Regions from separate parts of the Homo sapiens genome. Here region 1 is linked to region 2. Evidence: chromatin loops called from intact Hi-C (ENCODE). Cell type or tissue: GM12878. All regions are shown on one strand. Links, peaks and the distances in the headings refer to the core of each region. The heading gives the core; the rest is flanking DNA.

Region 1 (8,589 bases), core at 487-8,486, 87 kb after region 2:
TTAAAAAAATCATGCCACTAATTCCAGCTCTTTGGGAGACCGGGGTAGGAGGATTGCTTGAGCCCAGGAATTCAAGACCAGCCTGGTCAACATGGCAAGATCTTATCTCTACAAAATACAAAATATAAAATATAAAAAATTAGTCGGGTGTAATGGTAAGCACCTGGGGTCCCAGTTCAGCTACTTGGGTGGCTGAGGTGAGAGGATTGCTTGAGCCTGGGACATTGAGGCTACAGTGAGCCGTGATTGCACCCCTACACTCCAGTCTGGGTGATAAGAGTGAGACCTGGTCTAAAAAAAAAAACAAAAGAAAAAGAAAAAAAGAAAAAGAAGAAGCTCCTTTTGCTTCACCCAAGTAAAAATACCAAAACTCTGCTATAGTTCTTTAAAACTTACAAATCTTAGAACAAAGATTACGTGCTGTGGAAAAATAAAGCCCAACTTGACCTCAGTGCAAAGGCACAACTCTGCTAACTAGCAACAGACATTGAATAGCAGCAGCCATTCTCATCTTGATCATTGTGTTATTAGTTTTGGCAGATTTGTTGTACCTTATTGCTTATTTTGGAGATTTTTAAAAAACATTAGCTATCATGGCTAGTATGTGCAAAATAGCAAAGATGGGATGTAAGTGCTAGAAAGTACTCGCAAGAGGCATAAGGTGATGAGAGAAATGTTCAAATGGAAAGTCAGCACCAACATAGATATGGACATGGAGCAATTTCCTGCAGATGTATCATATTGTGTATTGTATACATTTCTGTAGTATCGCTTTGGCTTTATGGATAAAACAATGTATGTTATCAGAAGGTAAACCTGTTTAAAAGTTCAGAATAGCTTTTGCATTCTTTTCCTGCATTACACAAGCCTTTCTGCCAAAGAATTTTGGCCTATATGGCAGATTAATAATGGCCACAAATTCTTTGATACTGCCATGAGAGTTGGGCTGTTCCCTCTCAAATTCTCTGACTTACAGAATACACTGGAAGTGACCCTGTGCTAATTTCTAGGCCCAGGCCTTAAGAGCCCAGCTATTTTTATTTCCTGTGTCGTGTAACAATTTCTCTTGGAACCTTGAGCTACCCAGTAAGAAGTCCAACTATCTTGCTAGAGAGAACTACATGGAGTAGGAGAGGGGCCCCACTGAGCCCAGCCTTCCAGTCATCCTGTCAAGGCACCAGGCATGTAGGTGAATCCATCTTGAACCATCTAGACCAGCTCAGTTATCAACATGTTGAGCAGAAGAATCATCCAGCTAAACCCTGCCCAAATGCCTGACTTACAAAACTGTGAGATATAATAAAAGGGTTTTTTTTTAGTCCACTACATTTTGCCATAATTTGTAACACAGATATAGGTAACTTGAACAGCATACATGAATGATGAACAGCAGGAGGCATTTACATGCATTTTACAGCAAATAATTACTTTGTGTTTCTCCCTTTTGTTTTTTGTTTACTTTCAATAAAATATAAATCCCCAGCTTTTGCCACTCTATGCGTAGTCATCTGAAAGTCATGATATTTCACTTTTTAAACTTCATCAAGACATTTCAAAGATTCTTGTTGACTCATAATTGCCAATTAAAAAGTTACTTTTAAAAAAAAAATGTAAAGGCTGTCACAGAACCAGGGTGAACTGGCAGGCAGATCTTAAAAGTATGCAATGAACTAGACAGCTGAATTAAGCAATTAATCTTCATAACCAAACCCAACTTAATTTGCCTTGTTCGATGATTTCCACCCTTAGTTTTAAAGCATACCAGGCATTGCTAATAGCTTCAAGCAATCACAAAATTATCCATAATATTGCAAAAGACCTTTTCTTGCAATCATTCACATTAGAATAAAAATGTAAGGCATGTCAAATAGCAAGAATTTGGGGGGAGGATAAATTGTAACTTCCATGCATATACAAACTTCTTTAGAATGTAGGCTGAGTATCGTGAGAATGGATAATACTTGTTTATATACTTTCTTCGTATTCCCATCTGGTATTCTCATGTATGTAATTCTATGGCAACATTTTATTTTCTCAGGTCAGGGCCAGGAAGTCTGTTGAATTCTATGAACATCTGGCTTATGATCTCATGAGATACACTAGTTAACTCATGGGAAAATTATTTTTTTAACATGAAGCAAAATAACAGTTTATGGTGACAATCCTTTCTTATAAAAATTTCTTTTTAATGTAGCCTGGCATGATGCAGGATTTCTCAAAGAGTTCTGCAGGATACCATTCCTCAGAATATTAAATATGTGTTAATTGGATTAAAAGATGCCTTTGCAAATAAGTTCAGAAAAATTTAGAAAGAAAAATGTTAAACATGTTTCCTTTCTGAAATTTTCTGGGAATCTTGAATGTGCTAAACTCTATGAATCTCTAAGGGACCCCACAATGTGCAGAATCAAACATTGTTGACTGTGGCATCATTTTTGGAAAGACATTTTGTGGGATGAGTGTAGACTAAAACACACTTTGGGAAATACTGGCAGAATAGAAAGAGTCTGGAACTGGGAGCCCAAAGGACTTGGTTATAATCCTGATCTGCCACTTACTGCCTGGGTAAGTTATTCTATTAATCTCAAGATCATCTTAGATAAAATGAGGATAATACATGCACGAACTATTACCCCACAGAATTTTTATGAGAAATAAATCAGAAATTGTGGGTAAGAGTGATTAATCAATGCCTAGCATTCAGCAGGCCCTAGTGACTGAATGCTGGAGGAATGATTATCTTTGTACAATAATGTCTTTAGTTTATTTAAGGTCCTGATGAGAGGCTCACATGCTTATGAAACAGGCGCCAATTTCTGATAAACTTTGCAACCTTTATACTGCTCAGATGAGTCTAGGCCTGGTTTTCCCTGAGGCTTCTCATCATCTTGTGGCAATGACCACCAGGTGTGCTGTATTACCTGCTGAATTGAAGATCAACTTGGTTTTGTTTTTAAACACATCTTACATTTGGGCAACCAATTCCAGGGATTTTAAAATCAGTTTCTCAAGAAAATATTACATGGAGGTAGAACCTATCTTGGAGCAGAGGGCTAGAATCGGAAACTCAGGACAGGGTTTACTTAATCTCTTTGACTTTTTGTTTCCTCACTCATAATTGAAAATAATAATTTCCCCATAGTAATATTATGAGCACTGAATCTGATATTATGTATAGGAAGTACATTGTATTGTGTATCATTAATAAACCATTTTTATGACTATCATCAAAAGAGATCTTTCATAGAATTATATAATATAGTATTAAAATTAAAGAATCTAATATAGATCACCTAGTCAAATGTCCTCCTTTTCTAGAATTAAAAAAAAAAAAATCAGAAGGATGAAGGAATTTAGCCAAAGTCGTATAGTTCTCAGTGGCAAGTCCAGATAGAATATAACGGCTTTTTCCAAATATTCAAAGAAGAAAACATTTGCGCTATATGACCCCAAGGGATCAAATCAGTAGTGAAAGCTAGAGGAAACTATATGAAAATACACATCTAACAATCTCAATCTTAGTGCTCTACTGTTGAAATAGGTTGCCTCGGGGTTGCCACTCACCACCCTTCCCCCACCACCACCACCTATTTAGGTATTAAAGCTGGCTCTAGGGAGATGAAGTAAGCCATATGTACAGGTATCAGTCTCTGGGTTTTGTGAATCGGAAATTAATCATATGCATCATGGTTTGGCCTTGTGGTTGACACATTGCCTGAGACAGTCCCAGACCTATGACAGAGCCAACTCTGGAACTGTATTTTATAGAAATGCAGGAGCCACAATCTCACTGGAAGAAAGGACTTAAAGCTATAATTTCTTAGCACTTTACATAAGATTGAGAAAATGTCAAGTATCCATATCAAAGAATAGAGTTTGAAGGAGATTACAGAGGGACTAAATTCCTTTAACCCACTTGGCATTGCTGTTGGTTATATATAGAAGCTGGGCTCAACTCTGCTGGATAGCTAACCACAATTTCAGAGCCTGTAATTTTCTGTTATCTGTACTGACGCCCTTTTTATTTATGTGGATAATTGAAAGTTGACTATAATTATGAAATCTGACAACCTCAAGACAAACTCATTGAACATCTTTCTTTTAGAAACAATGTGAATTGAGATGTTTTATTCACTAGGCAACCCAATAATATTTGCTCATGGTTAAGAATGTACTATCAATCACGATATCCCAAACAAAAAACACAAGAGAACAAGCCAACAACAACAAAGTTTTCCCTTAGAGACAATTGTAATGAGACAGGACAGGCATTGCCCCAAAAGAGAAGTGAGAGATAATTTGAGGAAGTAAAATAAAGTTTAGTAAAGGCTGGGATATTTCTGTGGAACCTACTAAAAGGGGAACTCCAAGATATGCCTCACATTTGCCCAGATCTAGATCTGAGTTTGCATATTTTGTGATTTCAGAGTATGTTCTGACTAAAACAGCAAACACACTTAATATAAGTGGTTAATGAAGCTACCAGCAAAGTGGGCACATCCTGTCACAGTGCACATAATAATAACAAAGCTAATATTGAGTGCTTACCATGAGCAGGTACTGTACTAAAACGTTTCACATGAGTTAACTTGTTTAATCCTTGTACTAATTATGATATTTGTACTATTCTTAACCCCATTTTCAGGAAACTGAAGTTTAGAGACCTTGACTACTTTCCACAGCTGATAACTGTTAACTTCAGGTTTGAATCAAGGTCTTCTGACTGCAGACCTGTATCTTCCTTATATCTTGTCCACCTACCCTTGGTAGATCTGAAATGGAGTCCAGTCTTGTTGTGTCAGTACTGCTGTCATTGTCCCCAGAGCAGCCCATTGTTTACTATGTAGGGTGACCAGCAATCTGTAGGCCAGCCTTTGGGGCATAATGTGCCTCTTTTGTGTTAATCCTTAGAAAAAACCTACTTAAAAATATGTTCTTTTTCCATTAGAGTCACGACAGGTCAAAGATCTACTGAGGAGGGGATGTGTCTTTACTTGATACTGTAGGCTTTAATCAGGAGAAGTGGCATAAACTTAAGCAAGAAAACCTTTGGGGCCAGGTGCGGTGGCTCATGCCTGTAATCCCAGTACTTTGGGAGGCCGAGGCGGGCGGATCTTGAGGTCAAGGGATAGAGACCATCCTGACCAACATGGTGAAACCCCGTCTCTACTAAAAATAAAAAAATTAGCTGGGTGTGGTGGCATGTACCTGTAGTCCCAGCTACTGGGGAGGCTGAGGCAGGAGAATCGCTTGAACCTGGGAGGCAGAGGTTGCAGTGAGCGGAGATTGGGCCACTGCCCTCTAGCCTGGTGACAGAGCGAGACTCCGTCTCAAAAAACAGAACAAAACGAAACAAAAAAACCTTTGTACCCTGATTTCACTTAATGTTACCTAACACTAAGTGTATTTCACAGGTGCTGCTGAGGAAACCATTCAAAGTCCTAGCCTATCTATGACAGGCCTTAATATCCTAAAGCTAAGAAAGGTAGGGTACAGAGTCAGCCATATACATGTATAAAGCAGGTAGACATTCAGGATGCTGAAAAGGGTACCTGCATCATATTTGTTTTCCCCTAGACTTGCCAACTAGTCTGAAATTTCCACCACTACTATCACTTATTTGGATAAAGCCCCCATATTAGAATATAAACATGTTCTTGAAAAGATGAATACGTTAAGCCATTAATATTCACTACAGACAGTGATGGTTAACACTATAGCTGTAATGTTAGAAAAGGACAGAGCTTTGAGGGAATGAGACCATGATAGGTAAATTTTGAAGAAAAAAAGAAAACTGGAAAGCTCATAACAGTGGTTTTCAAACACAGGCTTGCAGATTAGACAAAGGTATTCATTAATTTTTGGTGAAATAGGAGCAACAGGGAAAATGTAGTAAAATTTCTAATTAAAACTATACATTTAAAATTATAAAATTATAAATTCTGAGATAATGTCCTTCTTTTTGGATGGTATCTTGTCACTTCTGTTATAAGATGATTATGATAGTAGATGAAGGTTGAATTTTTTTAAAAGTCTGTGTTTGACAAAATAAAAAGCTAGCAATTTTTTGTTAATCATTAATGGATATACATGCATTCAATATTCTATTACACCTTCACAGTAACTGTGAGGAATTTTTTGTGATCATGCCTGTTTTATAGATGAGGAATCTCAGGCCTAGAGGATAAATAACTTATCCAAATTGATATAGCTATTAAGTGGCAAAACTGTGACTTGTCCTCCTTACTCACTCCTTTCATTTGGGACAAGGACACTGGGGCCTTTGAGGAAAAGATCAATACTAAAAACAGAAAGAGAAATGTTAGAAAAACCAAAGTACAGAAGATAAATTTCACCTACTTAATTTTAACAAACACTTTCTAGAACTTTGCTGGCAAAAATGTTGTCCCTTATACTTGGCATTTAGAAACTAACATCATAAAATCCTGAAAGTGTTAAGAGCAAAAAAAGTTTTAAAGTTCATTCTCCTTCTTTTCAATAAATGAGAAAACTTACAAGTAGCATCTGACTTAAAATTCTATATTGTTGCATATGACAAGCACTCAGAAATATTTACATAAAGCAAAAGGCATAACACAGCCATTATTGGTAATGTAGAGAAGAAAAAAGCAAAGGAAAATGTAGCCTGATCAGACCAGCTAAGTAACTGCATGAGACAAACTTCAGCCACTTCAGTCATCCATGACAAATGAAGAACAGTAAAACAGGAAAAACCCTTAAAATAGAATTAATTTCAACTCAGTGATATGCACATAGGAAGCATTCAACAAAAAGTCAATTACTGAAATAATAAATGAATGCCTAATTTTATATTGCTCATCATAACATGGGCAACATACATTCTTTCTTGTTCTAGAAATAAACATTTGAAGACCTGGGAAAATGCTTAACCAAGAAAAATCTATTACAAGGCTACACTTTGACTACATGTATTCATCATTAAATACAGGTATAAAATGAAAATGTCCAAATATGCTAATTTAGACATAATACATATAATGACTGAGATTTAAGAACTAGTATCATTTATTTGGCAGTTTTCCAAACTCTCAACATTTGGAAACATTTTCTATTACTGAGTCGTTTTGCCACCAGGGAACCCAACTAACTCCAGAATTATGCTTCCTTCAGGGAGATGGGAAGTTCTCATCAGCCACAACAACCTTGGCAGGTAGCTCTCTTGTGCTTACTCGGAACATATATTTGAGAATTAGAATAAAGACTAAAGGATATGCTCAGCATTTCCAAGTCCTTATGTACCCTGAATTGGCATCTACTATTGACTACGAGGACAATGGGTGAACAGTCAAATTACTTTTGGGGGGTTGAGAGGAGACAGAGACAGAATGGTATTCTGTGGTCTCAGCCATAAGCTTCAGGAAATCCATGGTAACTTTCATATCTCTAAAGCAAAGAGCTAAGGAAGCCCATCTAATGCTTCTGAAAGGCAGGTATTGAGGTGGCTGTGGGAACCTCTGAGAGCCCCTCATCTACCCTGTAGACCAAGAAACCACCTATCGCAGTGGAAGCTCATGTGCCCCATTGAGGAGTTTCCCACCATGGCTTGGATTTGCATGAGAAACATCATCAGACTGAATCTGATTCTTAAAAATGGATGAAGGGACAGAGAGGTAACTTTCAAGATGCTTCCACATTATTTAGGAATCCAAGATCATCAGATTCCCTCACTCCAGAGGGAAATTAAAGTTCAGAGGACAATGCCTGAGCCTACTGCTGACTTACAGAACCCATTTCACTCATAAATTTGAGCCCCCAAGGCCTAAAGGAGATGAGTGTGGTTCAAGCTTTCCCTTCATTTTCATTCTATACAGAACTGGCCATTTAACGACCGCTGGATCTTGGCAAGCAGCTACCTTATTTGGAGAAGTTCTAGCAGTTCTCAACCTCTAATTTCTGCTTCAGGCCTTACATTCTGGAAGGAGTAAGATGCCACTACAGTGGAGGATTCTTGAAGCTCTATACAGAAGTGGTGCACCATAGAGGGCCACAAACCTGAATACAGAACTCCCATTGCAGTGTGGCAGGGGCGGGGGGTTTACAGCCATTTCAGGAGACCCTAAAACAGATCAGGCAGATTTTGATGTGGGTTACAGGATTACCCTCTAGCCAGGAAGCTAGACTCATTTCTTCATTTGTCCAGCAATAATATATTAAGCTAAGCACCTATTTTTGTGAAACTAGAAAGGGTAGAATCCCGTAGTTTGAGGACCACTTCACAGAGGAATTAGGATTGCTGGAGATGACCAGCACTAAGTATGGGGCCAAGGGACTCTTCACTTAACCCCTGTCCCATACTTCACTCATGCCCTCAAATGGAAATGACCTATTTGACATTATCATTCATCAAATATTTTTTAGATCTACTGTGTAGAAGACATCAAGGCCAACGCTGTTGGACTGTTTATTAATCCATAAAAATGAGATCTATTTTAAATCAATAAACAACGATCTTAATTTTCTTTTGGCCTCAAGTACATAACACAGTGCCTAGCCCATAGTGGACATTTTAGAGATGTTCATTACATTGAAAAGAAAATAATTCCTATG
Region 2 (8,589 bases), core at 442-8,441:
CCCGAGTAGCTGGGATTACAGGTGCCTGCCACCATGCCCAGCTAATTCCTGTATTTTTAGTAGAGACGTGGTTTCACCATGTTGGCCAGGCTGGTCTCGAACTCCTGACCTCAGGTGATCTGCCCGCCTTGGCCTCCCAGAGTGCTGGGATTACAGGCGTGAGCCACTGCACCTGGCCCACAAATCTACTTCTATCTCTCACCTTGCCTTGACTTTCACCACAAGACAGAATAGTTCCCCTTAGAGACTTTCATTTGCTCTGTGGTATCACTCTTTAGACTGCCTGAGATACATACTGGAAAATGCCACCTCTTAAAAGGCACCACTAAGTTCTTAATTGAATCCACACTTTAGTCTTTTATCCTTTCGATTTCTATGGTAAAGAACATAGGCCCTGTATTTGCTACTCATATCTCCCATTCATTTGTGTGTGATTATGTAGCTTTTTTAGCTTACACACAGCTATAAAGCATTTTCCAAGTCTTTTTTATATTATCTAGTTTGCATGAAATAAGGATGTAGGAGTATGTTTGGCTTTTGGCTATAGATAGTTGGAAGTATTTCTAAAGATCCACTCTCTTCTGAGCTCTCTTACTGTTCTTGTTTTCAACTAACAGAAATTGGAAAATAAAGATTGTGTGGGTATAAAATGAATGCTTGCAATGTTTGTCATTTTTGGAACTCTATTTCTGTGGCTCTTGACTTTTTTTAAGATGGCTTCACCTAAAAGTTGCTAAGGCCAGGCCAGAGCTCTTCTTATAAACAAATGACAGGGGACATGATAGCCCATAATGAATTCAATCTGGGCTATCTGTGGCGTTGTGTGTGGATAAAAAGTAAAAGCTAATTTTGAGTACAAAGAAAATGAATAAAGCCTCTTGCCACTAAGATAGTTAAGAGAAGACTGTCAGAAGGCAACATCATTCTATGCAGCTGGACCTATGCCCTTCCACAGATGGGAACAATGCCATATGGTTAGGGAGCTTGGCTGTTACCCAAGTGGCTCCTATTCAGTTCTCCATTTGAGCAAGAGTTGAGAGGAGATGGAGAATAGTATTTGGGAGACTTCCTGGGTTCAAGTCCTGCCTCTACCACTTATTTGCTATGTGCTTTCTTAGTAACCTGAAGCAATGAATAACAGTATTAGCCTCATAGGGTTGTTGTAAGGTTTAATTGAGATAGTGCACATTATGCATGCTGCCTACCTGGCACATAGTAATAGGTGGGAGGTATTATTACTGTGATGATGATGATGGGTGTCCAGGGGGAGACCAGTCTGAATGTACCTGGTAGACTCAGTAGGTTACTGGAAGTCAGGAGTCACAAATGTGAACCAGGCAGCAAGCTTTAGAAGGTGATTGACAGGGCAAATTGGCAGGGATTGTTAAGAAAGATACAGAGAATGGTGGTAAAACCAGGAGGAATAAGCATGCCTTTTTCTCTTATTGGAGCAAAGAGGACATTACCTGGTCTGTATCCAACTAGACAAGGGCCTGAACCTTAGAGAAGATGTTGAACCCCACTAGCATTACTTAAGGTCAAACAAGGCAAAAGCGTTTTGGTTTTCTGTTTATTTGTCTGGTTTGGGATATTCCTGGGAAGGAATATTATGGATTTTGCACTTCTAATATCTGACTTCTGTGTAATGGAAGAAAAAAATAGCACTCCAGTAAGCCTTTATAATGCCATACACACATAAAGTGAAACAAGAAGACCCTGTGAAGGATGATAGGAATGACAGATCTCGTCCTACTAAAGGAATAAATTTCCTTCCAAACATATTACAGTTGTATAAGCTATAAAATATATTGCTATAAAATGACTCACCTATTTGAAAATCCTACTGCATAGAGTTTCCACAGTTAGAAAACTGGTATGCGAAAATGTGAAAGTTGGTAAGAATCAAGAAATAGTTTTTTAGTACCTATTGTGTGTAAGGTATTATTACATAATCACAGAATTATACTATTATTTTGCTTTTTGCATAGATTTGCATTACCTAGTCAATATTTAACTGATTTATTTAACCTTTGTAAAACAAATTCAGAATCTCATACTGAGACTTAGGAAGTATATACAGTAGTTCCCCCCTTATCCGTGGTTTTGCTTTCCATAATTTCAGCTACCTGCAGTCAACCACGATCTGAAGATGTTTAAGGGAAAATTTTGGAAATTAACAACTCATAAGTTTTAAATTGTGCACCATTCTGAGTAGTGTGATGAAATCTCACAGCATTCCGCTCAGTCCCTTCCAAAGGTGAATCATCTTTTGGTCCAGTTATCTGCACTGTAGATGCAACCATCTAGATTATCAGATTGAAAAAACATAGTATAGACAGTCTAGGGTTCAGTACTATGCACAGTTTCAGGCATCTACTAAGTCTTGGAACGTATCCTTCAAGGATAAGGGGGAACTATTCTATTCATAAATTCATAGAATTTTAAAGCTGGAAGAACTCCGAAGGGAATGAAAATCAGTGTCCTAGGCTTTCCTTAAAATGCTAGGTAATGTCCTAAGGAGCTTTTGAAATTTTAAATTATTTTTAAAACACTTTATAAAAGAAATTTTTTAGTCAAATATATCAGTGCTCACTAAATCCCCACCTATTATAAGAATTTACTCATCCTAGCAATGTCAACTTTAGGAAGCATAAGAATAGAAACTGAGATAATATAAATGACTTATTCAAGGGGAATGGCATTAATCAGTCAACAAAGTGAGATAATCAGTAGAGCATCTGAAAAAATAAGACCTCTCATATGACCTGTTTGTTTATTTCTGTTCCCAGATGACAAATATTTTTTGAATTCTGCCCAGCTCCTCTTGGGGTAGACAAATATTAAAACAGAAAAAAGTGGCAAGGTGCTTTTGTTCAGTGTGGGCTCATGGGGAAAAGTCCTATAATATTTTCAGCTGGTCACTATGAAGGCAGCCAGCAGTGAGCTCAGCCGACATTGTTGTGGGATGGCACTATGACATCGATTAACGGAAAACTGAATGTTGAAATTATGCAGCAGAGGAAAAGAAAAGGAGGAGGACAATAACAAAATTTTCCAAACAGAAAATCACAAGGTCCACATAGGAAAAGTATAGTTTTCAAACTCCAGAAGATATTTGCAAACACCAGTGAGCAAGCTATGAATCTTGTTTTCCCATAGGCCCTACCATCAGTAGAGATCCCAGGTAGAGCAATTTACCTGCACATTGTTGCCAGGGAACAAGGGAAGGCGAGTCAAACTATTTGGGGATTTAGCTGAGCTTTGAAATAACTGAAAAGCTATGCTTCAATTTTTAAGAGTTCATCAGGTAGGATTTCTAGGATTGTAAGGTCCTCACTCTAGAACTTCTGAAAATAATCAGATGAATCGGAATTAAAGAACTAATGGCCTTAATTGTGTCTAAATAGGAATGAAGTAACAATGACTGTCATCATGAGCTATTCTCTTCTATGGCTCTGGACGGTCTTTTTTTTTTTTTTTTTCTGTTCAGAGCTTCCTGCTTGGTGTTTGCCTAAGTAGGGAGGAAAGCCATTGTTTGAACTTTGCAACAACAGATTGCAAGCTAAGGCTTTTCTACACTTTGTTTAATTTTCCTGAAATGTTCCTTTTTACAGAAAAGATCTGTTGTTGACCTAGCATGCTTTTTGTCTTACTCAATACTCCCCTGGGGATGTAGTTAAAACAACACTTAGCTGTAATTCTCCTGGGTGGAGAAGTGTTTGGTGGTGGCAATGAAACTAAAGCACAGATTTGAGCAACTGTGGGCTGTTGACTTTATGCTAGCCTTTCATAAAGAGAAACCTCAAAACACCGTGGCCATTCAGCAAACAGTGTGAGTTTCATCTAAGCCTGGCTGGCTTTGCCCTTGCTATCTTCGGGCTAGAATGATCCTAACCATCAGTGTCTTTGTGTCATGATGCAGAAAGTTGGCTAGGACATAGGAGGATAATGCTGAAGTATAACTTCTGAGTGGGGGAGGGAATCAGGCAGAGAAGTAAAGCTCTACACAATGGCTAGTGCTTCTGTATTATGATGTGTGTTCCAACGGAGGTCAATCATTGTGCATTGTCTCTAGGGAGTGAATACAGCATATTATTTTGGGGTAGAAATTGAGATTTCTTTTGGTGGTAAAATATACAGAAAATAGAAACTCTCTGTACTTGATTTCTTTAAGTTTATTTAAATACCTTCAAAGGTATTCTTCTATGAGAAGGAACATGACATAATAGGACTCTAAAAATGAAACTGTTTTAGTGATGGAAATTTTCCATATCAAATCTACTATAGCCACTAGGATATATTACCAAAGTTTTTAAAAATTCTTGTGTGCAGTGAACTTTGTTGATTGCCTACTCAGCAAAAAATCATCTCCTGTGTTCCTAATGAACCTCAATTTTGCTTTCCTCTCTTCTAGTCATGTGCCTGGGAAAGATTGATGCCAGCTCCAGAAAGGCATCCGAATGGTCTAAGTAATGCCATCCATCTGTCAGTAATAGATTCAGAAATGGGTATGTGATTCAAGTCTGGCCAATGAGATGTATGCAGAAGAGTGCTGGGTATTCTGGAAAATTATCCCTTGTCATTCAGAGATCCACAGGAATCCAGCCTTTTGCTCCTTGAATGGGATAAGGAAGCACATAATCCCAGTTGCTCTTCCAGTCATCCCAGACCCACAGCCCTGCTTTAGCCATCCTATAGCCATCATATATTCACAAGGGGAGAGCAACTGAGGACAACACTGTGGATCCTTGTGACATAACCAAGCCAGTGAACCAATCAATACATTTATTTATTGTTTGAGCCATTGTAGTTGAGCTTACGTTACTGGCAGCTGAAAGCTGAAAGTTATTCTATCTGCCAATCCTCATCTTGCACGTCTCTTAGTTTTGCTCTTATCTCTCCTTTTCCTCTTTTTCACACATAAATCCCAATCTTTGTTCCAACTCACACTGTCAACACTCTGACCTTTCCCTCTTGCTTTCTTTTCCTCTTCTCTCTGTCCCTCTCCCTTTTGCCTTTCTTTCTGCCAGTGCTACCCACAGGTATATCTTAAATCTTATTAGCCATAGCCATGACCAAAGACTAGGACCACCACTAGGTATAACTGGATTAGGTGGAGTTTTGCTCATTTGCCCTCCTTTGTACTTTCGACATCAACATCCCTCACCCCTCAGCAATTCTCTCCACTGTGCCCCACTCCATATAACAAAAAGTCTTGTGTGCTCTGAAACATCCACCCAAAAACTATATTTTCACTAAAATTCCTTTGGTGATAATGCCTTAACATGGTGGTTTCCAAAGCTTTTTAAAACCATAACCCACATTAAGTATCCTCACTCAGTATACACAGAATATACACATAGGCACTTGATATAGTCTGGATATTTGTCCCTGCCCAACTCTTATGTTGAATTGTAATCCCCAGTGCTAGAGGTGGGGCTTGGTGGGAGGGTGTTTGGATCCCTCATGGCTTGGTGCTGTCTTCACAATAGTGAGTTCTCTAGACATCTGGTCATTTGAAAGTGTGTGGCACCTTCCCCCTCTCCTTGCTTCTGCTCTGACTATGTGACATGCCTGCTTTCCTGCTTTCCTTTTGCCTTCTGCCATGATCATAAGCTTCCTGAGGACTTCCCAGAAGTCAAGCTGATGCTAGCATCATTGCTTCCTGCAAAGCCTGCAGAGCTGTGAACCTCTTTTCTTTATGAATTATCCAGTCTCAGGTATTTCTTTATAATGTGAAAGGAAAATAAACCTTGGGGCCCCCAAATCACTAAGCTAAATGGAAAAGTCAAGCTGGGAACTGCTTAGAGCAAACCTGCCTCCCATTCTATTCAAAGTCATCCCTCTGCTCACTGAGATAGATGTATATCTGATTGCCTCCTTTGGAAAGGCTAATCAGAAACTCAAAAGAATGAAACCATTCATTTGTCTCTCGCCTATCTGTGACCTGGAAGCCCCCTCTCTGCTTCGGCTTCAAGGCTTCCTGCCTTTGCTTCAAGTTGTCGCGCCTTTCCAGACCCAACCAATGTACTTCTTACATATACTGATTGATGCTTCATGTCTCCCTAAAATGTATAAAACTCAGCTGTGCCCCAGCCACCTTGGCCACATGTCATCAGGACTCCCTGAGGCTGTGCCGCAGGCTCATCTTCAACCTTGGCAAAATAAACTTTCTAAATTAACTGAGACCTGTCTCAGATTTTCGGGGTTTAGAGTAGCAATGCAAGAAGGGACTAACACAACACTGCAGGAAAAGTTCTATGAAACACACTTACCTTTACTACCAGTGACACATTCTGATATTACATATTCTGTTCTATTTCATTTTTAAAAAGTGTTTGTCTGTACTCACTAAATTGATGTCATGGATAGTTGTTGTGACCACCAAAAACACTTCCTTCACCCACAGCAGAAATTCTGGTGGTCGTGTGATAAACTTGTCAAAAAGTCCTTTGAGGGTAATTAGACTCATACTTAAACCTGAATAAAATGACAGCCAACACCAACTAAAAGAAGTTCTGTCTGTGTCAATTTGGATACATTGTTTCCCCTAAAAAAATGAAGAGTGAGTGAGAATATATGAATGCTGACACCTGATGTGTTCCTAGTAATTTCAGGGGATCTTTCTGAAATGGCAAAAGTGTTTAAGAAACACCATTATAATTATTTCTGAAAGTAAAGATGTTTCCTGCAAAAGCTATTTGAGTCCCAGAGCCAATTCATTAATTGGTTTTATGTTTGACTTTTTAGAGCCCATTAAATATATCTATTTGGTTATTCATTTGGCAGCTATGCTACTTCTTTAAGAGCTGGGAATGGCAGATTGTCTATAAGAATCATTTTTATAACATGGATTGTGGTAAAAATGTGTTAGCTTTCTTGTTGATAACTACTTGTTATCAGCTAGAACCACTTTTACAGCCTGTACCATGTGAAGGCCTCACATATAAAGTCCATAGCATGTTTGAAAGTCACATGATATCTAGAAAAGCCCTGTATAAACTGGAAAGCATTGTGTAAACACAAAATATTATTATTATGCATTTTTTTAAAGTAAGAAACTCTTGCCTAAGAAGTCAGTCATCCCCATGGTTAGAACATGTCTCCCAAAGTTCATGTGTTGGAAACTTAATTGCCATTGTAACAATATTAAGAGGTGGGGCCTTTAAGAAGTGATTAGGTCATGAGGGCTTTGTCCTCATGAATGGACTAATGTTGTTATCATGGGAATGGGTTAATTGTGGTGAGCCTGGCCCCCTTTTTCTTTCTGCTTCATCTGCCCCTTTCTGCCATCCATCCTTTTGCCATGGAATGACTCCTGCCAGATGCCAGTACTATGCTCTCAGCCTTCCTGGCGTTCAGAACCATGAACAGAATAAATTTCTTTTTTTAATAAATTACCCATCTCTGGTATTCTGCTATAACAGCCAAAAATTGACTAGGGCCTTCATGAATTTTGAATGCCAATGAATTTTAATGTTTTTGTTAATGGTACTGAGTTCTATAAATGTTTTTCCCCACCCTCTAATTGATACGCACACACATGCACACACACACACACACATGCATACATATGCACATACATATTAGACTTTTAAGCCTATATTCAATACAATACAGGCTGGTTGCTAATTTACAAACCCTATTTTCTCTTTTATAAGATATATTAGAAGGTAGGTTTTCTTCTATATGTAGTTATAGTTGTGGTGTGATATGCCCAGAATTACTGTGAGATATGTTAAATGGTACAGTATAGCTTTAGTAGTTAAGGTTTTGGAGACAGAAAGACTCCAAATGCAATCTTACATTTAACAAGGTCTGTGAATTTGGGTGAGTTACTTAACCTTCCAAGCTCTGATGTTCCTCATCTGTCAGATGAGGTTAATATAATGCACCTCACAAAGATGTTATAGAATTGAATTTATCTCTACTCATTAAATTAATTTCATAATTTACTAATGGGTCATGACCACCAAAAACACAGGCTTAACCCACAGAAGAAATTCTGATATTAAGAATCATGGAGCCAGGTGCAGTGGTGCATGTCTGTAGTCCCAGATACTCAGGAGGCTAAGGCAGGAGGATTGCTTGAGCCCAGGAGGTGGAGGCTGCAGTGATATGATTGTGCCACTGTACTCCAGCCTGGGCAACAGAGCGAGACCTTGTCTCTAAAAAAAGAAAAAGAAAAAGAAACAAAGCTGATTTAAAAAATTGTGGGCATATTACAAACCTGCAATGTATGTGTGTGTGTGTGTGTGTGTGTGTCTGTGTGTGCATGTAAAGTACTTAGGACTTAGGACAGCACACTTAGTATTTAGCACATAATACCTAGCAATAGCTCAATGAATGGTAGCTTAACAACAATAACTAATGATATTACGACATGTTTATTTCATCACACCTTCACCATGAATAAATGTAGAGATCTAGGACCTAGTACCTCTTGCTTTCCCTTTGGTGCTGAAGCTTCACTCCACTGCTTCCCAAATCTATGTGTCCACCTAGAAATGGGTCATGGTTGCTGAATCGTAGAATAATAATACTGCAAAATTGCTAAATCTCTGAGGGGCGTGTGTGTGTATGTATGTG

What was found. Peaks named below come from ENCODE experiments on the same cell type or tissue, not always from the same donor. Only the 100,000 strongest peaks of a DNase experiment are listed, where the experiment ranks them.
Region 1: a loop joins it to region 2, with 5 times the contacts of the local background. A loop is called at or near these places in 3 of 110 quality-filtered maps.

The regions. Positions count from the first base shown.
Region 1 is chr4:78,745,825-78,754,413 of GRCh38, forward strand. No RefSeq gene overlaps it. Among named protein-coding and RNA genes, the nearest start is that of BMP2K-DT, 26 kb to the right of the region's middle. RefSeq lists enhancers at 4,267-4,446, 4,747-4,796. In GM12878, for the core only: no CTCF peak of the experiment used is centred there; DNase peaks (open chromatin) are centred at 3,657, 4,467 and 7,482; H3K27ac peaks cover 2,148 bases.
Region 2 is chr4:78,658,504-78,667,092 of GRCh38, forward strand. It overlaps LINC01094 (long intergenic non-protein coding RNA 1094), which reads left to right. Exons shown (of 3, transcript NR_038308.1): 2 at 4,415-4,469. Among named protein-coding and RNA genes, the nearest start is that of LINC01094, 17 kb to the left of the region's middle. In GM12878, for the core only: no CTCF peak of the experiment used is centred there; a DNase peak (open chromatin) is centred at 3,778; H3K27me3 peaks cover 132 bases.